Regions from separate parts of the Mus musculus genome. Here region 2 is linked to region 1. A link is a loop called in an ENCODE intact Hi-C map of the cell type or tissue named here. Cell type or tissue: heart. All regions are shown on one strand. Each heading gives the region's core, and the rest is flanking DNA. Links, peaks and the distances in the headings are about the cores only.

Region 1 (16,332 bases), core at 7,357-9,856:
AAATGGCTTATTATATTCTGTCTGCACTTTACTATAGATACTTATTAAAGAAAAAGAGGAAGTGTTTTGATCAGCCAGTAGACTTGGTCACAGTGCTTCCCCAGGCATCCTGATGAGTGTTGCCTCCTGCATATTGTCACCCATGAACAGACTCATGAACACCATTCAGCTCTCTTCACTGTAGCATTTTAGAAACTCACTACACTGACAGTGTTTATGCCGCTGTTGACTAATGTTTAAGAGCTAGGAGAGTTTTCTAAGGATCTTAAACTCACATAGAGTAAAGGCTGACACCAACGCCCCTCCTCGGGTAGAGGCTGCAAGAACCATTTCCATTCAGGTGTCGTGCAGACATGGTTGGTTTTATTCTTATGCATTTTTCCTTCAGAGGTTTTAATTCCTAGTTTCAAAACCTTCCAGTGGCTGCTTTGGAAAACTCAGTGGCATTGTTCATCTCCATCCAGAGACTGGGCAGTAAGGGGTTCTGAGCCTGCCAGGCAGTCTATTTATCCCCTTGTGCTTTTCAGCCCTAAACTTGAATCGTGTAACATGTCAGCATTGACATGGCCGTCTCCATAGATCCCACCAGGGAGTTCATTTCATCCCAGCTGTCGGTCTCCCATCCTCAGGGTCATCTGGTTCCCTTATCCTCATCATGCCCTGCCTGTATCAACGCAGAAAGCCCCCATGTAGATAGACTTAGATTGAAGAGGATCTACGAGTATTTTTTTCTCCTTCCCTGTTTCTCTAAGTAACAGAATTGCAGCACTCTATTCCTGTGTCCTCAGGTCAATTTGTATCTAGATTACTGGGCCTAATCTTGAAGTAAGTAGTGTAAGTGGGATCTTTCACTTCTCTCCTCCTTAGGCTCCAAGAACTCAGGTGTAGTCCCCGGCTTACTTGACATTAATTCCAGTTCCTCTTGCTTCCTCAAAACCGGTCAGACCAGGTTTCTGGGGGCTCCATACTGCTGGGCCATAGAAAACTGTTTACATCTGGTGAACAGGAGTCAGTGTGGGGGGCATTGAGCAATCACCCCAAGGTTCATTGCCACTAAACTGGGAAAGGCTGGTTTCATATGTGTATGTTATGGGAGGGATTGAACCCACTGGTCTTCAATAAAATGTTATTAGGCCTGAGTATCGGGTACTGTTGTTTGCTTCAGTTTGAATTTGAAAAGTATTTCTCCTTAATGATAAATAGTGGCCTTTTCTGTGTAAACTCACTAAGATTTGTTCCTAGCTATTCCTTCATTGTTAGTTCCACTCCTTTATGCAATAACAGATTTATAAAAGGAAAATGCTCTCATCTGTGATAATGGTAGATTTAGAAGAATCTTCAAGGTTTCAAATCATGCAATGCATCACCTCTCATGTTTATCAGAGTCTACCATGTGGTCATTGACCAACAGCCTGGTTCTAGGAATTCTCCCTGCTCACAGTTCTCACAGGGGCTTAGAAGTGAGGTCACTGAGTAAGGTATAATTATGGGGAAGGAAGTCTGCCCAGTCACCCAGGAGATGGCATCAATCTCTTGTGACGTGGTAAGCCAGCGCATGAGAAGTGCCCCAGTGATACCAGGAGCTACATATATTTACATGGCCTTCCTTCCTTTCCTCTGTTGATCGAATAATTGTAACAGCAAGGAGGGGATGAGTGTTTTTCTCTCTTTTAAGTGAAATGGCAGTATGCATGTGTCAAGTCTGTATATCAGGCAGACAGATATGGAGGGACAAAACTCTCCAGTAACTCCATAGCAACCCTGTACTGTCTTCACTTCTCGCCAGCAGAATGAAAATACGCAATTGTCACTGCAGTAATAATAATAATAACAAACAACCTTTAAGTAATTTGGCTCTTTCCATTTACCCATAACTTCTTCGTCAATATGTTTTTTTAAAAAATCCTGTGTCCCTCTCATACTCCCGAATCATTAGAAAGTGGTAATTTATGTCATTTTTCCTTCCTACCATAACCCTGAGTGTGGATTCAGTGCCCCAGAGGCCTCCTGTTCTTATCACTGCAAGCATTGGGTAAACTTACACTGTAAGAAAATTTGCCGTTTCGTTCTCATTCGAATCCACGTGCTCTCTTTCCCAAAGCCTTGGTCAGAGGCTTCTTCCAAAGCAGAACGCCGACTTTCTTAGCACCGGTGAGCACGCTGGCTTCACGGTTCTGTTCTGCAAACTGATAAGCAGTTTTCTAGGAGTCTGGTAATGCATCCTTGGGGACATATTTTACAATTTCCTTAGTAATGAGAGAAAGCACAAACACAGTTAGCCAAACCATGGGCTAATGAGGATAGAGAAATGGATCTTAGCAGGGCCACTCCTCCTAGTCAGCCAGCATCATTTCCGATCTATACGACATGTTAACTTTCTATCAACATGCAAATTACAACCATGGTGACATTAAGTCTGCAGCTAATGTTCTGTCACTCTACAAATAAGTGTTGGGGACAGCCTTTGTGTGGCATTTAGTGGTTATAGAGGGCAAGGGGGAACTTCTGATTAATCACTGTCAAAATTGCCTAATTTCTCTGGCAGACCTGGCTCCAAAGGAAAGCATTTGCAATCTGAAAGTGCTGATGGGGACTTGCTGTTAGCGTATAGCTAATGCTGGCTGATTCTCAGGGACTGGCGTTTAGCAATTGACACGCACCCATGCAGATACTTTTTACACTGCTGGTGCTAGTGGTTATATGCTGTAGACATGCCCATTCTAGTGGTTGCTGTGAGCAGTGCTCAGACTTTATCTCTTGCTTGTGCCTGACTTGTCTGTGTGTGTGCAAGGTAAGTTCTACATGCACAAAGCAGGCCCTTGGCTCTGGCAACTCAGTCTAAAGAACACAGGGAATTAGCCAAGCAATGACAAAATGCCTTCTGATATTTACACTGGCACCAACTGTTCTTTCCCTTGTTTAATGAAGCCCAATACAAGCCTGGCTCTCTTGTGCTCTGTATTTTTTTTATATTTATGAAAATGCTGAAATTTGATGCCTTTATAGGGTGAAGACAAAACTCAGACTAGAAAGCATTTGCCATTAGTGCATTTGGACAGCCCTGGTAATGGGCAAGGTGGAGGGAAATCGGAAGGCATGAAGCCACTTACTTTTCCAAATCCTCTCATACGGTCAGCTTCTAGGAAATCCCAGGTATCAGCATCATTAATAAGTTGGGTTTTTCCCATGACCCCCTCCTCCCACATACACACCAAGATCAAGCAAGTCAAAATCGAAGCATGGAGAGGGAGAGAGATGGCTGCTGCAGGAGTCAGATAAGTCAGACTCCCTCCAGTGGATGCCACACCCATGCGTATAGATGCAGCACAAATTGGACTCAGTGGGCTAACTTTTTTTTTTAGTACAATAGATGGAGGAAAGATGGGAGATGGGTCAGCCAAGAGTTAGGAAAGCAGTGGTACATGTGATCAATATACATTGTGCCCATGAAACTGTCAATAATAAAAATTAAAGGTAAATCCCTTCCCTTGAGTGATTTCAGTGTGAAATGGGACTGGGCATAGCCTGTAGTAAGGAAGAAGCATGAAGTGAGGCATGTGAGAGTCAAGGACACTGGTGGTAAAACCTAAAGGCGTGGCTTTGACCAGTCCTGTGTGAGTGCGAGTTGCTTAGGGATCTCATTCAGGTGCTCCTAAACGAGTGATGTAATCCATCATGAATCTCAGGTAGAGAAAAATGAGTCAGAAATGGGCTGGTGGGTTTCAAGAGTTGACCACATGTGAAGGGTAGGAGACAGCAGGAATGAATAGAGTTTGATTTCTGTCATGGTTCTGTAGAATAGAACGTGTAGGGATGCAGTCTTGCAATGAGCAGTGTTGGTGGTTTTTCAGCTGATGAAAGCAAAGAACTTGGTGAAAATACTTAATATGGATGGAAAAGTCAAGATTTTTTTTTAAGTTGAAGTATCACAAGAAAATACCCAGAGCAAAGGATTAATTTGAGTCATCTAGACTCAGGAGCTTATGGGAGGAAAGTAGCCATCTTTGTGCCTCCATCACAGGTCATAAGGAGTCAACATTCTCCATACTTAGTGATACTATTGAACACAGACCAATCATATTCCTTTCCCAAAGCCTGGCTTCTTCATGGTGTTATAAGTAAATGTAGTATAGAGCTGCTGCTGGCCTTCTGACATTTGATGTGATTCCAGCGTCAGAATTTCATAAAGTGATGTGGGTTTGGGAGTTTCAGAAGCCATCTTCCAGAGCCATGTACAAACCTAAAAGCAAAGCTGATGTAGGAGACTTGCAAACCTAATTAGAAACATGGAAGTGGTATTTTCTCCTAAATTGAAAGTCTGATACAAATGAGTATGGTCACGAATGCCCCTTATTCCTGTCCACACGACCATGTTCCCCAGGCAGTCAGCAGTAAGTACTGATCCACATTTGAATGACTTTGCAACCAGTGTATTTTCTACTACTTACAATAGTGATTGCTCAGCATGTTTGGTTTTTAATCCTCACCTGCCCAGTTAAAACTGAGTTTGCTGTAATGACATCTTAAGGTGGTAAAACGCAAGTCCATCCCTTCTGTTTACTTTTGTGAGTCACAAGTACAGGAGCTAGAAGAGCTTCTGAGAATTCCAGACTCTAAGAAGGTGGCATGCACTAGGTAAACAGAGACACTCCTCTCAGGACTCAATAGAAACACAGGCTGTATGTGTGGCACTCAAGACTCTGGAGGACTTCCTGAGAAGCTGCTGATCTGCTGCTGGTACAGGCAAGAAACTGGCATACTAGATGTCTAGTACCCACTCCGGGAAAGGGGTGAGTAGAACAGGTTGCTATTGCAGAACCTAAGCATATGCCACACATCTGGGCATGGTGGTGCACATCTGGGTGTAGTGGTGTGTATCTGGGCAAGATGCGCATCTAGACATGATGCTGCACACCTGTAATCCTGTAAACTCAGAAGGTGGAACATCAGGAGGTCAGGGTCATCCCTAGGTATGTAGCAAATCCAAGGCCAACGCAGCATTATATGAGATCTTGTTTCAAAACAGCAAAAGCAGAAACAAGCCCAATTAGAATGCAGAAGACAGACACCAGAGGGACCAAGATATTACAAACTGCTGAAACAGAATCTGGCAAGCATATCTAATTGAGAAATTAAAGTCACAGAGAAGTTAAAGTCCCCTAAATTATGGTTTCATAGCTCCCCTCCCCCCAACCCCCACCTGCTTCTAGCTGGGCTTAGCATTGAGCATATTCCCTTGTAGAAAGCCCAGTGCAAACACTGGGACGAGAGCAGATGCTTGCTTTCTTCTTGCTCTGTAATGTAAGAAACAACTCTATGCTATATATATATACATATATATATATATATATATATATATATATATAATTCAACATATGTATGTCATGTGTAATAAGAGTAGCAGGCGTTTCTGTCTCTTCTACCATCCTTACATATTAATAATTTCTTATTCTTCCAAGTCATTTTGAAATAACCGTTGGTAACTGTGCTGGACAAACCAGTAGTGAGTCCTCCACTTTGTATTGCCCTTCCTGGACCTCAGCCCACTCTCCTCTTGCATGTGTCCCCCAGTTTCCAGTGACCACTCCTTTTTATGCTTCAGTCCTAACCCGATTTATAAGTTACATAAAAAAAAAAAGTGTGTCCCCATGTATCTGCAGAGCAATCCCAAAGAAACAAGAGGTGGGATCTGCCTGATTTTTGAGATTAAGAAAATGTTATAATGTAGAAAAAAAATGAGGATGCTAGCAGAGAGGCAGAAAAGATAATGAGGATGCTAGCAGAGAGGCAGAAAAGATAAAGGAGAGAAAAAGAATATAAAAGGAGAATCTGGGGAGTGAAAACACAGCTAAAATGACCAAAAAAAAAAAAATCAGCAAAAAGAGTTCAATAAAGGTGGAAGAATCATTGAGTTGAATTATAAATCTTTTGAAGCCATCCAGTCCAAGAGAAAATGATCGTGATGAGGAAAGGAACGAGAAAAGCTGTAAGGTTGTATGTGACACTTTCAGGAGAGTCACACATGTACTATGGGAGCTTCAGAACAAAACTGGGAACAAAAAACAGTTAAAAGAAAAATGACTTAAAATGCCCCAAATATGAAAAAGAAACGTAACATCCAAGTGAACCCAATCCAGTCTGTACTAGGACGTTAGGACCAAACCGTCAAAATCATAAGTGAAACTTGTGAAAGCAGCAAAAGAAAGGTGAGTTTGAAAAAATTTCAAGTTGAAATAAAAGGGCATTCAACAGAATATAGAAGGACTTAAGCACAGAAAACTAAAATAAATAAATGAGGAGACAAGAACAGGACAATTTGGTAAAGATGACCTAGGAGTTGTTCTGATTCTGGTATAAAAAAATAAAACACAAGACACTGATACATAATATAAAGGAGAGTGGTTTCTGAAAATAAGTGTGGGCAAAGTAAAAGTCCAGGACACTTCTGTGAATTGACACTGAGTTGTTACTGACTTAACCCATTGTTAAACGGCAACAAGGTGCTTTAGATAATCATGGTATGTACTGAAAAGCATATACTCCTATGGAAGACACACAAGAAAATGAGAAAAAAGGCATTGCTACATCAGTAAATGAAGCATTAAAAGAGACACCAAGAGAAAAGAAGCAGCTAACAGACCTCAGTTAGCAAAAAGGCAAGATGAAGTCTATGCAACAATGATGTTTAGCATGGATTAACATTGCAACAAAAGACATAACATTACTGAATGGAATTAAAAAATAAAAATAAAACAAGATCCAATGATGTATTGTCTATATGAGATTCATTTTATATTTAAAGGCCCCAAACAATGAGAAGGAAGATACTTTGTATGTAAATGGTAATTCTACGAAGTTTCCATGTTTGCTAGATCACACAACGTTGACTGTGTCAAAATGTGTCAAGGAAAAGACATAATTTAATGACAAAAGGACCAAATCCCCCATGAATTTGTAGCTATTACAAATACATTTGCATCAACTTGGCATGACCAAATATATGAAGCAAACAGTAGCAGGATGAGGTGAGAAACAGATGCAGTAGAATGATAGGTGTCAGTGTCCCACTTCTGAGGATGGAGAGAGCATCAAGACAGCAGAGTCGATCTCATTGGATGCAGTAGGAGTAGTACTCAGAGGAACCTCATAATGATGAAAAGGAGGAGAGAGCTAACACAGTACTGTACTGTGAACTAGGAAAAGAACTACCTAATCCCACAATTGATACACATGGAAGTCTCCAGGATAGACCACATGCTAGGTAGGTAACAAATACCCTCAGAATTTGAGATCTTACCAGCCACAATGAGAGGAAAAGGGAAGCTAGAAATTTCAAAATGCCTAGAAATCAACACACTTCTGAATTTGTAGGTCAGAGAAGAAATTGAGAGAAAACACGCCTTCCCTCTTCCCTGCTGCCTTGGATTGCATGTGCACCCAACTTTTTCATGGTTTGGTTCTGTCTTCGCTCTATTGTAGGACTTTTAAGAAATCATAAACTCTATCACATTATCTCAAATATAGTCAACTGCATGCAAAGGTCACTTTAGTTTTATTTAACATTTTATAATGTATTTTAAAGAACATTTTGAAACTGCAATATCAATTCTTGCCGTGTCTGAAAAAAAAGTAATTTAACACATTTAGCAATTTGGTTGTGATTTCTTTTATCCAGGAACTTTTAAAAAGTCGAGGGATCTTACATAAAATATAGAACTACTGATTTTGGTGGGGTCTGTGGTGGGTGAACTTGTATGTATGTGTGCAGGCACACATCTGTAGAAGCCAGAGGAAGGCATAGTGCATTTTTCTCTACTACTTTCTGTTTTCTTCTCTGCCTGAGACAGGGCATTTCACTAAACCTGCAACTTACCTTGCTTGGCTAAGATGGCTGGCCAACAAGCTCCCAAGATCTGCCTGTCTCCATCCCCAATCCTGGGGTCAGAGACCTGTACAGCTGTGCTTGGTTTTTATGTAGATGCTAGGGACTTGAACTCAGGTCTTCATGCTTGCATAGAAAGCACTCTTAACCTACTGATAAAGCTCTCTAGACCCTATTTATCTTTTTTAATCGGGATTCCACAGATGACCCAGCCAGCCAGAAGTTGGGATTGAGTGTTTCATCAGAACAAAGACTGTGATGGAGAAAAAAGCAAAAATAAAAGCAAAACTATGACAGGAATCTCTATTTAAAAAAAAAAAAAAAAGCCTAAAGAATAATGAAAAGTTAGTAAAGTTAATATAAAAGCTAACTTCATTATTGTATTTTAGACTCCCCATCTATACTGGTAAGTCCATGGGTGCGCTGGGAGGGGGGGGGGTGTTCTAAATGGAAGATACTGCATCTTTGCAATTTCCTCCATGAAGATGTCCTTGAAATGATGCAGGCAGCACTATGCTCAACTGTCAAGAAGACCAGTGTGGACATAGCACTTCCCAGAGGATCTGCTCACCAGCTGAACCAGTCCCTTAGGAGAGGAGACCCTGCTGTGACTTGGAGCCAGTCAGTCTCAACTGCCACTAAGCCTCAAGGGAGGCACAAAAATGTGGCTTAAGCCACTAAGCTGAACTGAGGCTTTGCCAGGTAGAAAAACAGACTTGGAAACTGCTCTAGGACTTATTATAGACTAATGCAGTGTCTCATGCTTGGCTTGGCTCTACTTTCTATTTCTCTTGACAGAGCTTTGTTCCTGAGCTAATAATCACCAAGTCACAAACCCAGGTTTTGTCCAGCAGATGTCAGTAGAACTCAGTTCAATAATGTCTGTTAAATGAACTTGAAAAAGCAACAGGAGAGAATGGAGAAATATTAGTTGCACCAAGAATAGCTTTTTTTGGGTTGGCCTTTGAGGAAGTGGCATGGCATGAAAATTCACACAATTAAGCATGTTGGAAACACTTCAAGATCGACTATAACAAACACGATTCTGGCGCTAATATCTTCCACTTAAAAGTTCAAAGTAGTTTTAACCAGATGTCAAGTTCTAAGTCAGAGTCCAAGTCATGGCTGACATAGAAAGTGAAGGCCTGAGGATGTGGGCTCAGGTGCGGGTTATAATGCTAGATGAGGCTATTTACAAGTCGGGGGGGGGGGGTGCACGTCATCAAGTACACCAGCAGAGACAAAAGGTTGCCGTGGGGGGTCTTCCTCTGTTCTCTACCTCATTATCCTTTGAGACAGAGTCTCTCACTGAACCTGGAGTTCACTTCTTAGTGAGATCAAGGATGATCAGTCCTTCTGTCTCCATGCCCTCGGAGCTGGGATTACAGATGTGTACCACCACACCCAGCTTTTTCCAGGAATTTGGGGAATCGAGCCCAGGTGTTGAGATTTGGTCTATTGCTATATATGCTAACGCTCAATTCTCTACAGGCCTACGAGTGACTTCTCGGGTTCACGAGCTTTCGTTGTGCAAACCTTACTCCTTGATTTAAACCTAGTGGTTAGAGCAAATTGGCCTCAGCCAGTTGCTGGAGGGATTAGAGGTGGATGGATTTGGAGTGGTTGGAGAACAGAGACTAAGGGGAGAAGGAGGAAGAAGAAGGATGTGAAGAAGTCGCCATGATGGGAGATGGACTACGAGCACATGACCAGGGAAAATAGCAAGTATCTGGGGTACACTGCTGGGGAGGCAGCTAGGCTTGCAGTTAGAAGAGTAGATTAGGGGTGATCCCCAGTAATTGTCAAAGCCAAATAAAATAACCATAGTCTGAGTCTCGTTTATCTTTAAGCTAGTCAGGGATAATCTTAAATTGCCTGTATTACACCCAGGTTGTCCTGATAACAATATGAAACTTTATACACTGAGCCCTCTGCCCAACCTCTAAAACAGTTTTCTGGAGGCCACAATATTACTTTACCAATTGTTTAGGTTTCTTTTTTCTAGGGTGATATTAAACTATCCTTTAGATATAGAAATTTCATATTTCTTTTCACAACCTTAAGTTAAAAGGGAGAAAGCAAAAAATTAAAGCAAAACCTATTTTTTTCAATTGTGGGAAAATTTACATGGGGAGAGATAGAGAGATTGAGAGAGAGAGAGAGAGAGCAAGCCCAAATTGTTTTTTATAAACACTCATGAAATCTTCATGTCTAATACAAAAAGAATAATAGTGATAATAGTAGTGATAGATTTTTTCTAGTTCTGAATGTTTAATCATCTGCTTTTAATTATGTGTGTGTGTGTGTGTGTGTGTGTGTGTGTGTGTGTGTGTGTGTGTGTGTGTGTGTGTAAAATGTTCTTTTCAGTAAGCCTTAAAGAACTGGCCTGCATCTGTTAGATGTCATGGAATCAGACCTTCTGTCTTATGACTGATCCCCATCAGGATTCTCTTTTCTCTCAGCACATCTTCCTTTCAGTTGTGGGCGACAGAGACAGAGCCCTCACAGAGGTCCTTATGGATAGTTTCTGTGTTGTTCTCTGCCAGCTCCAGCACATTTTGAGAACTGATAAGGAGGGAAAGAAATCATCAGGCCAAAGGAGAACGGCTATGTGTGAAGAAAAGAGGTCCTCCCAGCTGGTTGGCTATTATAGCAGCTCTTCCAAGTTTAATTTTTATTTTCAGGTAGAAATAAGCCAAATGGTCCTTTGGATACTCAGACTTCCCCAACAAACACACACACACACACACACACACACACACACACACACACACACACACACCAAAACTCAAAGGTCTGATCCGATCCTCCTGCCCTCTTAACCTCTCTATATGCAGTCTCACCAGGATGTGGATCCCACACATCATCCAGGAGTCCCTGGGAGATCATTCACAGTGGACAGGTACTTTCCCAAAGATCATCTTCCTATGGAGGGGCCCATTTGATGTACTATTAAATTACTATTACCAAACCATAATGGGGAGATAGGAAATTTATATCCTCAGTAATGCTCGAGGATTTAAAAAAAAAAAAGAAAGAAAGAAAGAAAGGACAAGAAGGAACTGGCTTTTATTAATAACATCCCTGGAAAGTGGCAAGGCAACATCTGGAATACTGATGACCCATTTGGCATGCCATTCGTCTGCACAGCGAAGATTCAACATGACAAGCGCTGTCAAAAGGAAATAAGCTCCATCTAGTTAAATTAGAATGATTAGGGCCATTTAGACAGGGGAAGTTTAATTTGTATGGATCTAGAAATTTTATACAAACTGGGATACCTAAGTATTTAATCTTCCCTGAAGCTCAATTTAAAATTGAAAGAGACTGTTGCACAGATCTATAATGAGATGAGACATATTAGAAATTAACTTAACCATTACAACGCTGGGAACATGTAGCCCAAAGAACAAAAGAATATTTCATTTGCAGTTTGCGCAGAACAGGAGAAGCAAATGTTCTGATACAATTCATTAACCAGCCTGTTGTTTCATGAGTTCTTTAAATAGTATTCAGCTTGGATTTATTTTTTTCTACATCTGAAAAACTCTCCTCTCAAACTTAAGTTACAGAGTAAATGTAGAAGTAAATTGAACCAAATTCTGTCCTAACCTTATATTCTAAGCGGGGATTCTTAACTTTCCTTGTGCCTCAGAGCCCTGTAGGGTCCCACTGAATGTTCATGGACCCTTCTCAGAGCAGTATTTTAAACACACACACACGCACGCGCACACACGCACACAAAAGTGCATATGACTTTTGTTTTAGGTAAACATATAACATTTTTAATGTGCAGAAATGTAAAGGAAATTACCTTTGTTGAAATATGAGATATGTAGCAGATATGTGCTACTTTTTGTGTATCTAATACCAAAATGTAATAGTGTATTTGATAACTACTGTCATTTTGAAACACTTTTAAAGATTTATTTCTATTTTATGGATTCTTGTCTGGGTGCATGTATATATATCATGTGTGTATAATGTCCATGGGGACTAAAAGAGGGCATCAGAAGCCCTGATACTGCCATGTGGGTGCTAGGAAACAAACTAGGGTACTCTACAAGAGCGCCAAGTACTTTAATCTCTGAGCCATCTCTCCAATTCTTTGAAATAAATTTTAATAGAAAGTATCCCTTGAGTCTGATATACAAGTACAGATGATTTCTGTCAGTGATTAAGTCTTGGGTACTAAAAATATAACACTTTTGCTTGTAATCATTGAAGGAAGTGTTTCTTTCATTTTAGTCAAAATTTTGTGATTTTCCATACACTCTCATAGACTAGCACTTTTTTATTCCATAGCTACCACCGAAGGCTGATTTAGTAGGCTGGCTCTACAGCTAACACTATAGCTGAGAAGGCTATGGGTGGATACAGTGGCTGTGGACAGGGAAATTGGCTAGGCCAGTCATCCCTTGGTCAGTTAATGGCCGCACAGAGGACAGGGCTGAGGTACCAGTCAGCTGATCCAAAAAGCTGCTAAATTTCTGGCTTTCCTGTGACGCAGCTAGAGGGTTTAAGCTTGTTCCGGATTCATGGAGGATAGTGGTTTGAATTGCCTGGTTTAAATAAGTAAGATCTATAGGTTTTTGGGCTTGCTACATCTCTTAAGCCAGTCTCGTCTTTAAAATATCCTTTTTCCATCTACAACGCCCAAGTAATAAATCTTGACATGTTCTTGGAAACTCCTTAACACTTTCTTTAGTGTAAAGAGCTGATATTTCTTCTGGGAAATAGTGTTTGTTTCAGCATTGGGTATTAAACGCTACTCTGTGCAGGATATCAGGAGGACTAGGTGCTGAGGAGAAAAGCTGACTAAGGCCATGGAATGCATGAGCTGCTGAGAGGATCAGATTAGTAAATCACGAATTACTGCACCAAGTAGTAAAATCGATATACCACAGACACTGCTGGACTTACAACATTCCTTCTGCGGCTAGAAGAAGAGGGGAGACCCTGACCAAGGGAGCCAGGAAGTAATCTATAAAGTTTTATTTTTTAAAAAGTGGAGAGATAAGGACTGGAAGGCTTGTGTTTGCAGAGGTTGTGCCAAGGTATGATAAAGTAGAGCATCTTAGACAAAAGGACCGAGCTATACCAGAGGTGCAAGGACCTAACTATGAAACGGTATTTTTCATCTTCAGCAGTCTGGATACAATTTTGTCGGCCCCTAAACTCAGCATTCTTGGGGCTTCCTAGAAGGGCTCTTTGTCAGACTCCCAACCCAGACCAACTGTCTCTGAAGCACAGGGTGGAACCTAGACAACCACTTTAGCGAATCCTCCAGCTGTTCGCGGACACTAAGGAGCAGGAACCATTGACCAATGATGGCTTGATAGAAAAACTGAGCATGCGCACAGAAACCAGTCTCTTCCTTTAGAAGAGAGAATGATGAACTTCTATTTCCAAAGGAAAGAATTGCTTGTGCGTGTGAAAGATAGGATACGAAAGGAGAGGTGAATACGGAAAGACAGTTAGGAAACTATGCCCTGTGCCAAGGAAACCCTGGAAAAAATAAAGACAAGGAAAATGGCAGTCAGGATGGCAGGACGGGCAGACTTGTGAGACTGCGCTGACAGATGTTGCAGCTGCGTGTAGCAGGCAACGGAGAGATAATGTCCAGGGTGACCTATTATGTAGCAGTTGCCTTGTTAGTATTGCTCAGATGAGCTTCTGCAGGCCAGCACACCCAGCCTTTGAGAGTTATGCGCACTTCCCCATTAGGGTGCTTTTGTGACTGTGCTTTAGAAAAGGTCACAAGGGCCCTTTGCTAGTGACTGATAAAACACACGCGCACGCGCGCGCGCACACACACACACACACACACACACACACACACACACACACACAGTATGTGAGCGCTTTCTGCAAATGACCCATGCAAGACCCAGGATTTTAAGAACAAAGAAAACACACTAATCAGAAAGACCTGCTATCAGGCTTCTAGGTGGGGGCTGCGATCCTGGGGCAGACAGGAAATATACAAGCACGGAACTTCCTGGGTTGCTATGCAATTTAAAAAACAAAATGCTCAGAGGAGAAAAACTGATAAGAACACATTAGAGTAACCCAGGCAACCGCCTGGAGGAAAGAAATGGATAACCGTGTAGGGCAGCGCTTTAGAAGGATAGCAGCCATAAACATGTGATTTCACTCTTTACAAAAGACCCCTGCATGCGCCCCAATCATTAGCGTTAAAGGCAGATGCAAAGACTGCCTCAAACAGGAAGATACTGAGGGGCAGCAGGACGTAATGCAGTTGGGAGTCTGAGTCAGATCCTAAAACATAAATACACTAGAGATGAAAATGTGCCCCAAACTTGGTAAATCTGAAATAAAGACTGTAACCTAATTAATAGTGTTATAAGAATGCTCACCTCTAAAGCTTCAATGAGGTACATTGCCAGATGCTAACATTACAGCAACCTGGCTGCAAAGCTGACTGAAGTGTATAGACACTTTGGGTAAATATTGTTTGCAACTCTTCGATGAGTCTGATGTCATTCAAAATAAAATTTCTAGAGAAAATAATTGTCTTCATAGGAAAACTTCCCGTCCATGGACTGCTCCCAGAGGGTGATCTAGTGACTGTCATTCTTAGAATTGTCTTGGGCCTTGGAACCATTCTCTGTGTACCTTAATTCTCTAGACTTAATAGAGAATTAATAGACAGATCTTAATAGACAGATCTATTTATATTCAAGCTTTATGGAGCGTAAGCTTCAGAGCTGTCCCCTTTTGTACACCCACTGAATGGTGAACATTGCTAGAAACTAGAGAATATTCTGATTACTTGAGGAGAAACCAAGTTTTGAAGGGAAGTGTGTATATGTGTGTGTGTGTGCACATGCGTGTGCGTGCGTGCGCCGGCCATTCCGACACACTGCCTAAGGGAAGCTCTAAATTAAACCTCTAAGCCACCACTCACATGTTATTTCCTGTTTCATTCAAAACATCGTTGCTTCTGAATGTCCTCGTTGCCTCTGATTTTATGTTTACAATTATATTTTAAGGGGCACCTTGGACTGTACAGATTCACGCTCACCTGACCTGCCCAACTGTAAGTGCAGAGCACACTCTTCAACGATGAAGTCCCTAGAAAACTCATTCCAGACTCTAAAACATAATCCATACTCATTACTCACAACTAAGTTTGACCATGCTAATTTGCATGCTTCTCTGGGATAACAATTTTTTCTATGGCACATTTAAGGGTTCCCTCCATCTATACAGAAAGGATATTAGCACTCAGTAGGACTCTTAGAGACCTTCCACACACTCTTTATTGTAATGAGCAAAATGTCAGTTCTCAAATAGTTGGGTATCAATGGCCCTTGAATTTTGACAACTTTATTCCAGACTCTTTCTTTTTTCTTTCTTTTTTTTTTCCTCTACTATTTTATTTTATTTTATTTATTATTTTATTTAACTTTGGTCGGTATGGGTATCCCACTCAGAAGAAACCATGCTTGCCATTTTGAGTCTGGATCTTCCCTTGAGCTAGTGAGTCATTCACTGTACCACACTCTCTCAAGATGCCGGAAAAAAAAAAGCTGGGAGCTGCGGCCAGCTGCTCAGTCAGGAGAGTACACGACAGATTCTCTATGGTATCCTGTGTTGTCAAATGATGACATTAGCTCTGTTCAGTGTCGAAATAATTGTTTTATTGGGAGTATTTCCAACCTACACTGTGTTTAAGCTCCCCTTATGAGCTGAAGAACACCTACAGTTCAAGAACATGTTTCCTGAAGGCAGAACAAGTAAGGACTGGGGCTCAGACCTGTGTAGATTTTGGAATCTCCTCTGACCTCAGAGGAGAGTTGTTGGGTATTATATATACTGCCCCCTTGAATAAACCTTCTAATTTGTTTCTCTTATTGGCAATCTAAAGTAGCAACAAAAAGCTTTGTCTCTTTTTGTACCCAGTACAGAAATGTGTGAAAGTTTTAAAGGGATAATAATTACATGTTATTCCAGCTTTGTATACATTAAGCAATTTCTAAGAGCCTTTTAAGTTTAGGCAAGCATGCTTCTGTATTGCAGAATAAAGCAGAGGGATATAGGTAGGATTTGGGACTGTTGGAATTGGGCTTGCAGTAATGTCCCCTCAGGGCTAGGACATCTCTTCAAAGCAGGCATGTGCTCCTGAGAAAACTTGATGCTTGAAGACTTTGCAGTGACTGCAGTCTTCACCCTTACACGGTGGCTCCAGGCTGAAATTGAGCCCACTGTTAGCCCATCCCCTACGGTCTGGAGCCAAGCCTAGAAATAGCTCTGTTGCTGCCTTAATGGCATCTCGGACAGGAGCAAATGTTCTCCACGGTGGCGCCTGCTGGCTCTAATCAGATAAATTAAGGGGCTGAGCATGTTTCCACCATTTGGTTTAGTTTTATTTTAGTCCCCAAGTCCCTTTGCTCCCATTTCAAGGCCGGCATTCTCTCACTGTG
Region 2 (13,629 bases), core at 4,514-7,013, 56 kb after region 1:
GTGGACGCTGACTGCACAGCGTGCAAGTGTGATTACAGCTCCCACAGTACCTCCCAGTTCTCTAGCGCTCCACTCTTTAATGGTTTTAGAACCGTGAGTGTCAAAGCCATGCTCTCGTGCATTTATTGTGATTTACATGACAGTGTCATCCCTGGGAGGGAGGAAGGAAGGAAGGAAGGAAGGAAGGAAGGAAGGAAGGAAGGAAGGAAGGAAGGAAGGAAGGAAAACGCAGGAGTATACCATTAACGAAAACAGGCTTTAATTTTTCTACCCAGAGAAATCATGTATCAGAAAGTAAGTAAATAAACTTCCTTTAATATCAGTGTTTCAATCCAGAAATGAAGACAATTGCCTTTTCCAGCCAGCAGAGAAGTGGCATGTTCCTCTGTGTCACTGCTTTAGCCCCCCCCCCCCATGTTAAATCGATGCTGGTACGAGCAAGAAACGCTAAGGAAGATTTCGAAGTTGTACGAATGAAGCATGCTCCACTCTCAGCTTTTCATTGGAATAGATTTTAAGGAAGAATACACACACACACAGAGAAGGAGGTAGAAATGGAGGAATCAAAGCAGACTCATTCATGTAAAAGAATGTAAACTCCTTCAGTGATTTTGCCTCATCCATACGGAATCAGTACACATTTGGAAATGTTTTAGCAAAGCCCAAGAATATAATGCAATGTGACAGATTTATAATGTTTCATTTCATTCCAGTAGGTAACAGGGCTAATTAGAAAGTATATTATGGCATTTCCTATCATGATGCTTTTAATCTCTTGATGCTTCTAGATGTATTTCCTCATATCAGTTATAAACTTTCTTCAAGCAGAGAACATGAACATATCTATATACATATTCATTAACTTTCTGAAAACTCTATAAAGAACAAAACTTAATTGGATTGTAAGATTTATTTGATGTATCCTGTAAAATTAGACATCTAACAATCCTTTACACTGTGGGTAATGCTTAAGTTTAATTATATATAAGACACAGCAATAATTAAATTCATTCCTCAATATTTTTCTCAACTAAGACCCTGGTCTATTGTAACATATACCACATTTAATAGCTACATACTCAATTCTCCATGAACTCTGACCAATCTTGGATATTTTTGATTAGTTTGCTTGAATGTGCTTCCCCAATCTGTCTCTCTGGTTTGTTAGCTATTTATTTAGAATGCTTCTCCAGTTCTTCCTAACATAAAACCTTTGAGGGTCTCTGAGCAAACGCTTACCAGATGTCCTACACCCATAGACATTTTTGTGAGTGTTTTTCACCAAGTCCCACTGACATTTGAACGTTTGTATTAGTGCTTCAGGTAGTTCTCAGCTCTCTTTGCCTTTAGAGAGATGGTATTTCCAGCACACACACACAAAAAAATTCTTAGGACTAGAATACCACTGCCTCCCAGGATCACACGGGAATTAAAACCACCATTATGACTGTGGGTGCAAATAAAAGGATGAATGTTAGCAACCAAACAAAATGGTGAGTGGAAATAAGTAAGATAGCCATGTGTCTGGGTTTTAAAAGAACTTTAATATGTAAGTAAATATTTTTGCATGGTGCATGTATGTTGGCTGATAAGCCAGGATTGCTGTGAGGTGGGGTCTTCTGTCACATGTTGAAATGTGTGGCTTAAATTCTAATTTGCATTGTATTAGTGCCACAATCCGGTCATTCCTGAGGTGATACTGCAGACAATTTACAAAAATCAGTACTAGTAAAGAAATGCATTGACAGAAACACTACCAAGTAATAATTCACCAAACAGTAACTGACCGCAGACTTGGAAAAGACTTAAATGTTCCATTTAACGAGTAAGTTGGTTGATCCAAGGAGGAAATGGAACCCACACGAGGTCCATCATCAAAGAACCAGTTACATGGCGAAGGTAAGACTTAACCAGCAGGGTAAATCTATAGTCAGTCGTGGTAAGCATTCAGCTACCTCTGGTTTCTAAAAAAATAAGCTGCAGTCTATTTTTTAGAAACCAGAGGTACAAGGATGTGTTTTCCATGCAGGACTGAGCTGTTTTTTTGTCTGATTCTTTTGTTTTTATTACACGGCACAGTCTGGTGACGGCCAGGAGAGGGAAGAAGAGAGCCACTGCAGAGCTGTTCTGAGACTTTGACCTCAGCTGTTCTGAGCGGTCTTGTTTTTCACACTTTCCCTTACCCTCCCTAACACCTGCTGTTGGGGAGTGACTCCTTGTATTTTATAGCCAGAGGATGAAACTGTAAGCACTTCAAAGAAGTCTTATTCACTTTGTCCCAACTTCCTGTAAAAAGTTATAAACCGAAATGGATAGAAAAATACGTCCACGTGTAATGGAATGTTGAATCTCAAGTCAATTGTGGTTTTGTCCTATTAAACACTCCGACAAACCAAATCTAATCTTTAAATCTGCCAACATCTAGCTAATCTTCTGAGAAGAGACCCCTATTTAATTTGACTAGCATTCTTTGAAGTAATAAGCAGAAATGAAATGTCACATATATAATGTGGTTAAATATTAACATTAATATCCTTTGGGGGAAAAGCATGAGACAAATATGTACTGTCAATCTATAATTTAAAAAAAAAAGAAAAGAAAGGAAAAGAAGAGAAAAGAAAAGAAAGAAAGTGAACACAATTGATCTTAGGGAAGAAATAAAAACGTATTTCCCTATGGGTCAGCATCAGTAATGTCTTTTGTCTGTTACATTGTCTATACTGTGGGAGAACACAGCAGCTGAAATGGAATGGAGAAACGTTGAGGGGTAAAGGCTGGAACTCTCCCCATAGCGACATTTTGAAGTGTATATAACTGAACAGGGTCTTTGCAAAGTATCACACAGTTTGCAAAGAAAGACACGCCTTTACCGACTAAAATGTGAAAACTGCTTTTCATCTAAAGATAATTAAATCTGTGCCAGACGAGGAGACCATAAAGTGACAGGGCTGGATTTAGCCCTTGACCTTTCAGTTCTGCAAATGAAACCCCTGGCAAGTTGTCTGTAGAAGTCATTCCATAATTGCCCAGCCTTAAGCACCACCTGACGGGTGGGAATTGTGGGAAGGGTTATATTTAGTCTGCTGAGACTGCACATTCTTCTCTTCCAACTGAGCGGCCTTTTGTATGAAGATAGGATGTCACCTACTTTACTCCTTCATCAATGCTACCACTTCTGTTTTCTCGCCCAACCAGAATCCCGACAACAAAACCCGCTGTATAAAAGTATCAGTGGCTTCAGAATATGCTAGTTAAATTTTAAATCATGTGGGTGATAAGTCCATTTGTTCTAGTCAGAAACTAATAATAGTGACTTGAAGCTAGGGAGGAAAGGTTTCTCTTGGAACATTTTTCCTTCTGTCCTTGGGAGTGAGCTGTTTCTTAGCTACTGTGCGCGCCCAACAGTGTATTATCTCCAGCTCATAAAAATCCAGTCGACTTGAACATGCTGCTGTGAAATTACATTTTGATAAAACTATCTTTATTGCAATGAGTACGACATATCAATTGAGCTTTCAGATAGCCTGTCCTTTCCCATAGAGTAAGTTGTGGTAGGTCCTACTACCTAAAGGATGGAACATTCAAACCATATTAAATCCAAAAGCAACCAAAAAAATCATATAAGTATTATTATATATTGAGGAAAAATAATCTAGAGAAGTTATTTAAACTAAAAGACACATGGTTTGTCCTGATAGCTAAAGTAAGATTTCCATTCTAAGGTTCATGTATGCCATCAGTCTCTAGAAGAATAATTAGTATTCATTTATCATGGCTGTCCCAAGAATAATTTGTATTCCAGAAAAATCATAATTTCTTAGCTACAATATTTTAAGTATTTACATTATAAAAATTAAAAAGTGGAGGAAATGCATTTTAATTTTTAAGAAATTACATGTAAATAAATAAATGTACAAAGAAAATGTCCAGCTTAAGAAATTGTAAAATTTTTTCTCAATTATTAACTAGGAAGACATGGGAGAGAGAAAACTGGAAAGGAGCAGACTTGGATCACATTTTGAAACTCGTATCAAAATTCACTTAGGTCTCTAGTACTTCCTACAGATCTGAACTGAGCTATTTTTAATTGCACAGTTTTGTGCTTAGGTGACAGAATTCAGATGACCAGTCCATGCCTGCTGAACATAGCTGTATCAAGCCAGTCTCATTTCAGACCAATGTATCCAACCATCTAATAGCTCTTATAACATGTCCTCATTGCTCTAGTTTCCCTCATTTTTATAATATTTTATAATAATCTATAATATTTTAATAAGCATCCTAAATACTTCTTTGATGAGCTCAAAGGTTCTTTCCATCGACCTTAAGAGACGTATTATGAAGCACACCATTCTAGTGGTTTCAAATATTATTTCTAATGGCCTTTTATGGTAGATGCTAAAAACCCTATAAGATAAATTAGTTTAATTATTTCCATAAAGGTTGATATGTGTTTAGCTCTGATCTCTCTGCCAGGCAAGAAGGCAGAGAATACCCAACAGTGTTCTCTTGGCTGGAAACTGGCTCTGGTGACAGCAGCTTCTTTTCTTAGCTTCAGTCACTGGCATATGTGCATCCCCCTGAAATGAAGAGAGCTTTGATCATTGTGGTGCAGGCTCCTCCCTAGGACATTCCCCTTAGTATTCAACACCATCCACTTCCCACATGCTCTTTAATGACACCGCTTCTTCTAAGATACTAAAATTTAACATAAATTAGTTCTCTATTTTCTTTAAGTGCATTGTAATACTTTGTCCTATAAAGTAATTCAATCTAGGAGCCAGAAAATTTATCTTCAGTCAGTGAACCAAACTTCACAGTCACTAGGAGAAAGACAATTCTCAAAGCAGAGAAGTCTATCCCTGCAGTAAGAATTCTACTTAGTAACAGGGGTCTTTGAGACTGCTACGTACCTAAACTCAGCTCCAAATGTGAATGGATGAGCTATAACAAATGTGAAATGTGGCCTTTTACCAACCAGGGAAGACAAAGACATAGGCTAAGATAATAAAGATGTCTTTAGAAAGAAACTGAAGATTGACAAATTAGAATTCTGGACTATAAGCATTTGCCTAAAATCTAAAGTGAAATGCTAGGGGTATAAATATTAAAGAATTTTAAGTGCGCATGCCTCCTATGTGCTGGGCAGTTCTAGGTGCTGAAGATGCTGTACTGATAAAGAACATGCATATTTTTTCTGGAATGTAAACCTCATAAAAGAACAGATAAAGTTTCTGTTCTCATGGAATAGTATACTCTAGAGGAGAACTTATGTTTGAAAGAGGAACTTGGGTCTACAGCCAGACCACCCCAAATGCACAGCATAGAGTATTAAGAGTCTAGTGGCTTTAATTGAGTGAACAGTTCAATAGAGCTGTGACAGACACAAACCCAAGTACAATGCAAAGACGTGCTCTAGGGAGAGATGCAGTGTTAGAACACATCCAGAACCAGATCAGAAGCAAACTCTGGGCTTTCAGCATTGGCCTGGGCTTCCCAGCAGGACGAGCAGTTAGGCTGACTGGCTTGCAGTGGGAAAAAGAGCCAGGTCCAGCACAGGGAAGAAAGAATTCTTTGGATAAGAGGGTTTCTGATAAAGGCTGAGAAGAATGTCTAATGTGACAAGAGGAGAGAAGAGTGGTTGCATGCCAGGCAGAAAAGATTTGAGACACACCAAATGATGATCTCTAACCAAGGCCCTAACCAAATGGCTGTGTAATCAGATCACACGTTTGCTCAAAGAGCTGACGATATTCCTATTTAACAAGGAGGAGAAGCAAGACAGGGGTTTGCCATTCTAACAGTGGATGGGAGGTGAGTTGTTTTCTCTCATTTATTTTTGAGCACATAACATAGATCTAACATTTAAAGTTTAATTTCCTCTCTGGATTAGCTATAGTTTACTATTTCTTGTGTCAACTGGTATGTTTACACTTATATTTTGATTTTCAGTAGGTAAAGAAAAAGCTAAGCTTTTATTGTTGATATGTTAAAGATTTAGAGAAATACTAGGATGAAGTAGTTTAACAGTTTCTTAGCACTTTATGGCTCCTATTTTAATAGTAACAACAAACCTTAATGTGATATCTAAGTGGTTAAAAATAGCTTATTCACAAATAAATTGGAGTTTGGTGCTGACTTTGTAGTTTTTTCACAAGTTTTTATACAAATTTATCATGTTTCCTATGTATACAAGGCCACCACATCTTTCCATCTGAAAAAAAAAGATGCAATATGAAGATTATCATTATGTACAATGAGGCAACTCAATGGAGTATTTACAGTTACCAGCTTCACTAAAGATATATGCTAGCTCTCAATAATGATTAGGCAATTCAGATTTAGGGCTACAAATACATAGATACAATTTCATCAAATCTAATGGCACAAATACCAATTACAAAATTTCACTGTAATGACTCAAAGCATTTCTAATCTTTCTGTTAACATTCCCCAATAACCTTTCAAAATATCATATTTCCAATCATGTTAAAAACATGAAGACACATTTACATAGGTGCTACTACCTTTAAAAAAATTATTATTTGTCATTTAGAGAATCAAGGTCCTAGGAGATATTTTTCACAATTTTAAACTTTGAGTCAAAATGATATATACTTTTAATATTGTGATTAGCACCTAATAATCACACAAAATAGCGGCTAGTATTGTGATGTTTTCATATGTCCACGTAATTATGTATTTTGAAGAGGTGGTGCATACTTAGCTGTTCATTTCTCTAGAACGGTAAGAGCATAAGTTGAAAATACTGAGCAAGACACACTTCCTGCTTTTTATGAGTAACTTCCCTAAGGACACATGCAGAAGTCACAATTCACCTCACATCTTCTTTATTCCTTTGAGCTAGGGCAAGTGTGTCGAGAATGATAACCCCCATGTATGAACTCCAGTGAACACTCTAAAACTGATCTTTCCCCCAAAGCCATGGCAGCTTTTCCTGTTTTCAGATAAGCTGCTATAAAAGCCCATCGCCGGCAATTCCCTTAAACACCTTTAAAATGTCGAAGTACTATTTTGCACGCCATGAGCCTTACTTTAGGTTATTTTATTCTTGGTCTGTAGACTGAGCCATAAAGTGTTGGACAGGGAAGCTTGGTTTTAGTAAGAACTTAGCAACAACAACAAGATACAAAATGGATGTGTCAGTTTCCTTGCTTGCTAAGAATTTCAGAAATAAAAATATACAAATAGTCAGTCTCTGTAAAGAAAATGGGAGAGGAAGGTTGTCCTCAAACAAATGCTAGGAGACGAAGGGGGGAGATAGAAAGGGAGGCGCCAAACCATTCTCACTTTTTTTAAGCTTAGATTATACCCCTGCTAATACTGATTATAAAGACTATTCTTTAATGGCGATTTGGGAACCTGATCAGGTTGCCATGTGGGTGTATCCTAAGAAATACCCAGAGCACTCAATGCCTTTTCAAGACCTCAGAACTTTACCATAAGGGGCCAAGAATTGGAGAGTGTTCTTTCTATAACAGTTACTATTTCAAACTTCAACCCAGTCGCATCCATGAAGTTCCATTAATACCCAGTCTTGCTGACTAGACACTTGCAAGGTCCATAATTATATATCAGAAGCCCGAGCCCTAGATGACCCCAAGTTTTCCACGAGCAAAGAAATGTCTTAAGGAGGACAGTTGCAGGGAACATCTCAGAGATAAAGACCATAAAAGTACTGACAGGCTTCAGTCTCACCAGGGCTGTTCACGTCTAGATGCTGGTTTCCTAAAAATAGCCCCAGGGTACATGTCTCTCTTTCCCTTTGCCCTAAGAAAGCTAAAGAACTCCTCCAGGAGGAGTGGCAACTGCCCTGTGAAATCTGATGCTAGATATGAGGTCAGTTTGCCCAGAAATAAAAGGAAGCCAGAGAGAGGTTAAGACTCCACTCAGGGATTGGAGCTGCCTTCAGTTTATCCTCCAGCTCCACTGCTGTTTCGCAGCCTAGAACTCCATCATGGTGGGTCCTACAAGACAACGACGATATGTCATTTATAGGAAGAGACAGTTAGGCAACAGGAGCAGCCAGGCAGACAAGGAATAGGATGGAGGACAGAACCTATTTAACACAAGGTTTTTGGAACCTACTATTGGTTTCTATGAGCTAGATAGAAGAAATTACTTGGAACTGTTGCACCAGATGGAAAAATTCGTCTTTTTTCTCAGAGCAGGCGTTTGTGCTTCACCAGCTTTTGTTATATCATGCAAGATTCATCTAAATTTAGAAGGGGGATAAAAGTGCAACTATAGTGTTGCTTTAAAATAGAATTCAGTGATAACCAGTAGCTAAAGTTAAGCAAACTGCCTCTGATTCTTCAGTGTCATATACTAGTATAAAATACGTTAATTAGACAGAAAGACTTTTAAAGGGTGGTTTTTATATGTAATTTTATTTGCAGTTTTAAATGTATACCTTATCTGACATATGCTAAATATAGACAGCTATGGCATTTTCTAGGAAGTGTTCTTTCTGTTTAGAATTTTTTAATATTTTACATGGTTAAGATATAGAGAAAGGATTTCCAAGTTATCTTTCGCAATAGATTTTATGCTCCTAGGTTCAAAATTTCCCTCACACACTCTTCCTGTGCCATTGTACCTACCTGGTTCCCTAAAGGCCTCAGAGCAAAGAGCACTCTTTCTGTCAATGCATTTGAAAGTCCTCTCTTTCTCTCTCTCTCTTGCCACCACAGTCCTTCAGTGCTGACCAGATTGCCGGTAAGTGACTGAGCAGCTCTACCCTAGGAAGAGCTCTGTCTGTCTTTGAGATTTCCCTAACTCCACAGCATGTTCCTTTGTGACTCAGACTGTTCGTGCCTATGCCATGCCTGAACTCAGAATAAGTGGGCTGACTCCTGGAGCTTATTCTGAAGAGAACTCGAGGAATGAGCTGGACGTGCTCATAAATCAGGACACTTGTTTCTGGTTAAAATATTCTTTATGATTAATTTCTTTCCAACAGATCGAGTTCTCTAAGGAGCAACAGGAGGGTAAGTTTAAAAGCTGTAGCCATTCATATGTGCGGACTCAGAGGTGACAAGTGAGAAAACCAAGTCCCTTGGGATGAGCTAAGTGCTGTCTAATTATCCACACTGGTGCTGCTACCCTAAATATAAATTGCTTTCAATCACTCTAAATATAAACCTGCATAACTGAAGCCCTTGGTTAGAGTCAGTAATCAAAGCTTTAAGGAAATTAAAATTAGAGCTTTAATAAGTCCTTATAGCCACTGATTTCCAAATAAGATGAACTCGGTACAATAGGAAAGATCGGCGTATATGATATAGTCACAAAAGGATCTAGGTTTTAGAAAACTAATTTGCTAATTAAAACCCTAGAGGGAGATTCGATAAGTCTGAAGTGTGCAATTTGAAAAATGAAGCGGATGATAAAAGCTGCCTTAATTGTCAAATCCGCCCAGTTTCTGTGGAAATGGGATTGTAGGATAGAAGTGAATTCATAGGTGTCAAAAGGGCCTGGTCCAGCATTTCTCTAAGAGATACAGGACAGATGGCTGGGGAGGTGAAAGGGCTTTCTTCCTCAATGATCAAAGGACTAGTAATAGTGTCATTACTCATATGAATTCAAACCAACTAGAAAGTTTTTTCAGGAACAGGTACTATCAGTGAGTCTCAATTTTTAAATTTTTTCTCCTGTATGTATTTAGAATCAACAGGGCCAAATATCCCGAGCAAGCTCAATTATTGGATTGGGGAGTTTAAGGAGAAATCTTTTAGGGTGAAGTCATCACACGATGTGGATGAACTAAGCAAAATCTGTTTATAGAAAGGAGAGATAGAAACAGTTTCATTATGTGATGTTATATAAGTCAGGTGATTTGGTCATAATAATGTATACTGTATTATAACTGATAATTATGAGTTATTACTAACAGTTCTCTACCTAAAGTTTTCCACATTGATCAGTCTCCTTCAGGATCATGTTAAGTATGATGTTATCTGGGTTCCAGTTTAGGACAAAAGATTGTTTGCTGCAGTACAAGCTTACTGATCCCAATAGCATGGTTGATGGCCTCATGGAGACAGTTTAGATCAATAGTTTTCAGCCTTGCTAAGGCTGCAGCCCTTTCATTGGGTCTTTGTGTGCTGACCCCAACCATAAAATTATTCCTGTTGCTATTTCATAACTGTAATTTTGTTACTGTTGTGAATCTCAATGTAAATATCTGATATGCAGGATATCTGATACATGACCCCTGGGAAAGGGTCATTCAACCTACAGGTTGAGAACCAATAATTTAGGTGATTGGATGACTTACAATTCAAGATCATGTAAAGGTATGCTATGAAGAATTTGTCTTAAGGAAATGATGATTCTAATTTGTTTAAAAATACTCTTAATGAATGATGTAGCTACATCATCAGCCCTGCCTCCCAGTCCTCTCCCATTCTAATTTATAATGCCACTATGACTGCAAACAATGAACAATTCAAAAACTCAAACAATTCAAACAATGAACAATTCAAAAACTCTTGGTGAGACAAATGTACTTAGAGTGTGGAGTGTGAGATCCATCACCCAATACTGAAAACAGGTTTAAGCCCCCGAATTGAATAAACATTGGTATATTGGCCTGGTTTTGTTTTTGCTTTGTGTCAGAAAAACAAATGTAAACTAATCAAACTAAGTGGAAATTCTATGCTTTCAGAATAAATCAAGACTACTTGAATTTGTTTCCTTGCTTAGTGGATGAAGAACATTGTTCATACCGTTCTATCTGTATTGAAGGAAAGGGAGGGAAAGGCAAAGATAATTACAACAATTTGAAGGTTTAGGTCTTGTGCTGTCTGTTAGCATGACCACCAGCTACATGTGCCTACTTAAACATTAATTAATTTTTAAATTATAAATGCTAAAGTCTGAATCTTAAAGCTCACCACTAATACTTGTGTTCAAAACCACCAATAGAGGGTATGTGGAGAATAATTTCATCACCAGATACTTCAGAAACACTGTGGTTCTGGGCAAAAGATCACATGATGCATTCTTAAAGGTTAAATAGGAAAAAACTGTTAAGTTTTGCTTGCACTGTTGTCTGTGGAGACAACTCCACTTTGTACTTGAGGTTCAGCAAAGACCACAAACAGTACATAAACAACAGGGTGTGGTGAGAACCTAATCAAATGTGGTTTATATAGCCAGCCAGGGAAGGAGTTTACCAGTTTGTGTTCTGGAACCTTGAAGAGAGTAGCTAAGCCTTGGGCTAAAAGTCTGGGATTAAAAAAATTACTTCTCCAGCCTCTGCCTTTAAGTTATCAAAAGATAATGTCAGAGGGATTCCATTACAGCCATAAAAATCCCATCCCTACACCAGCATCTGAGCTAGGCAACTGCAAGTCCTCGGAGCACCATGCCTGGCGTCTGAAGCCAGAAGCAGGAGGACTTCAGTTCCACGTGACCTTTGGAAAGACGAAAAATAGCGTGTGACTCATGAAACCACAAGGCACAAGCATTTTTTTTTCCAGATTGGGGCAGATTATGGTGAGATTGTCCAGGATCTAATAAAGAATGATAACATGACCTAAAGCTAATTGTGTATCCATGCCCAGTCTGATCTTAGATTAAAAACAGAGTTATCTTTTCTGACAGCACATTTTGTTGGAGAGTACCCCTAGCCTACAAAGAATGGTTCCAGTTCTGAGACTTTATTCACCAATGGTTACATTGTTGTTAGTGTTAACTCCAGTAAATCACCACCTTGACTCCCAGGTTTTCTAGAATTTTTCATTTAGTTAAGTTTAGATATTTCCATTAAAATGCCTTTATTGGTTCGCATATGCATTTGTAGCCCTCATTCCAGTCTGTTTGCTACATATTTCTGAATTATTAGAGTGATAATTGTGTGAAGGTGAAGTAGTGTGATCAAAATGAAATTAAAGGACATAAAGTACCCAGCAGATAAATCATAATGAGAAAGGGCACTTCTGGATACACACATAAGAAACACACATATTTGTGGAAATGAGTAAAACAGCACAGTCTGTCTGTAAATATCCCAAGTTGAGTAACATGCTGGGACTCTGCAGAGTGCTACACGGGAGAAAACTAGACAGAGGAGAAAATGTAATGTCTGCATTATTTTCTTACAACTGCATGGCAATCTATAATCATCTTCATTAAATGTTAATTTTAAAATATGTTTTTAAATTATAAACATGTTTAGGTCATATGGATTACTCTGGGGATAAATCAGAGTTATATAAACATATCAGAACAATTGACCTAAAAATCATTTTCCCTCTGAATCAATTATAATAAGAGCCTCCTAGAATCAGATACTGAGGTGGTTAAATGGCATTGTAAAACTTACAGGCATATCTCACACTTCCAACTTTAATAATAATAATAATAGCTATTTCTGAAGTAAACTACTTGAGAAGACAGCCTATAAAGCTTGAGCCCCAAAAGAAGATGTTTCTCCAAATGTAGTAAGTTTAGATTAAACTCACATACAATAGCCCCAGCTGGAAATTTGCTTTCTTGACATTTTATTAGCATTGCCAATTAATAGAAGGACCATTTGGAGACTCCTAATCTTTCTCAAGGCATCAGAATATTTCAAGTGACTCCTACTGCCCACAGAGGCAAAGGAAATATGAACCATTATAACTGGGAGCTCCAATGTTCATAATTAAAAACTAATTCCACATTAATAATAGTCTGACTTAAAACTAGAAGTGCTGCTTTAAAACAATCCCCACAGAAACATCAAAAGGGTTTTCCAGTGACTGTGTGATAGACGGAGACAGCTTGAGTGGTTGTTGAAAACTGTAAAACAGAGAAGAGTTTGAACTGAATCTGTGAAGGACCTGGGGTTAATTAGAAGGTCTCTGGAACTAAAAAGCCAGTGCCCACCAGTGCCTGAACACCTTGTGTTTCTTGCAGACTTCAAGGAGGCATTTCTCCTGTTTGACAGAACAGGTGAATGCAAGATCACCTTAAGTCAGGTGGGAGACGTCCTCCGGGCTCTGGGCACCAATCCCACCAATGCAGAGGTCAAGAAGGTTCTTGGGAACCCCAGCAATGAAGGTAGGTTTCTGTAAGGTCAGTGGAACTCGGGGAGGGACTCCCATGCAATAGAGCTCAGTTGTTCCTGATGGTTCTCTCCTCATCGATGGAAAACCTCTGCTTGTTTCCATTAAAAATAAAAAAGCTGGAAGTGTGATAAAAACATTACACTGGAGAAAAGAGGGCAAGTAACGATGAGAGCATCCTCCCCAGCATCAAATCGGAGCCCAGGGCTAAGCAGACAGGGCATAGACGAGCACACGTTCTTTTTCAGAGCTCATACCTTCAAAGGCAAAAGAATATTTGTAAAACTTGGTTTAATTTTAATTCAAATATAATAACATCATCTCCTTCTTTCCTCAATCTCCTCCCTTGTCCCTTCCTTCCAACCCTTCCCATGCCTACCCCTCATTCCCTCTCAAATTCATGGGCTCTTTTTCTTTTATTGTTATTTTTCCTATGTGTATAAATATATAAATATGTAAACACAACCTTTTGAGTCTGCCTAGTGTTGCTTGTGTGGTATCATGGCTAACCACTTGATGTTGAGTAATCATGTAGGGGAATCATTCCTGGGAA

The links. Hi-C counts contacts between places; a loop is a spot of excess contacts. Peaks named below come from ENCODE experiments on the same cell type or tissue, not always from the same donor. Only the 100,000 strongest peaks of a DNase experiment are listed, where the experiment ranks them.
Region 2: a loop joins it to region 1, with 2.6 times the contacts of the local background. A loop is called at or near these places in 6 of 42 quality-filtered maps.

The regions. Positions count from the first base shown.
Region 1 is chr1:66,985,324-67,001,655 of GRCm38, reverse strand. It overlaps Lancl1 (LanC (bacterial lantibiotic synthetase component C)-like 1), which reads left to right. Exons shown (of 9, transcript NM_001190985.1): 9 at 1-1,139. Among named protein-coding and RNA genes, the nearest start is that of Lancl1, 45 kb to the left of the region's middle. In heart, for the core only: a CTCF peak has its summit at 8,727 (motif pointing right); no DNase peak of the experiment used is centred there.
Region 2 is chr1:66,929,628-66,943,256 of GRCm38, reverse strand. It overlaps Myl1 (myosin, light polypeptide 1), which reads left to right and starts at 7,891. Exons shown (of 7, transcript NM_001113387.1): 1 at 7,891-7,981; 2 at 8,715-8,739; 3 at 12,928-13,071. The coding sequence starts at 7,979. In heart, for the core only: no CTCF peak of the experiment used is centred there; no DNase peak of the experiment used is centred there; H3K4me3 peaks cover 1,260 bases; H3K27ac peaks cover 1,884 bases.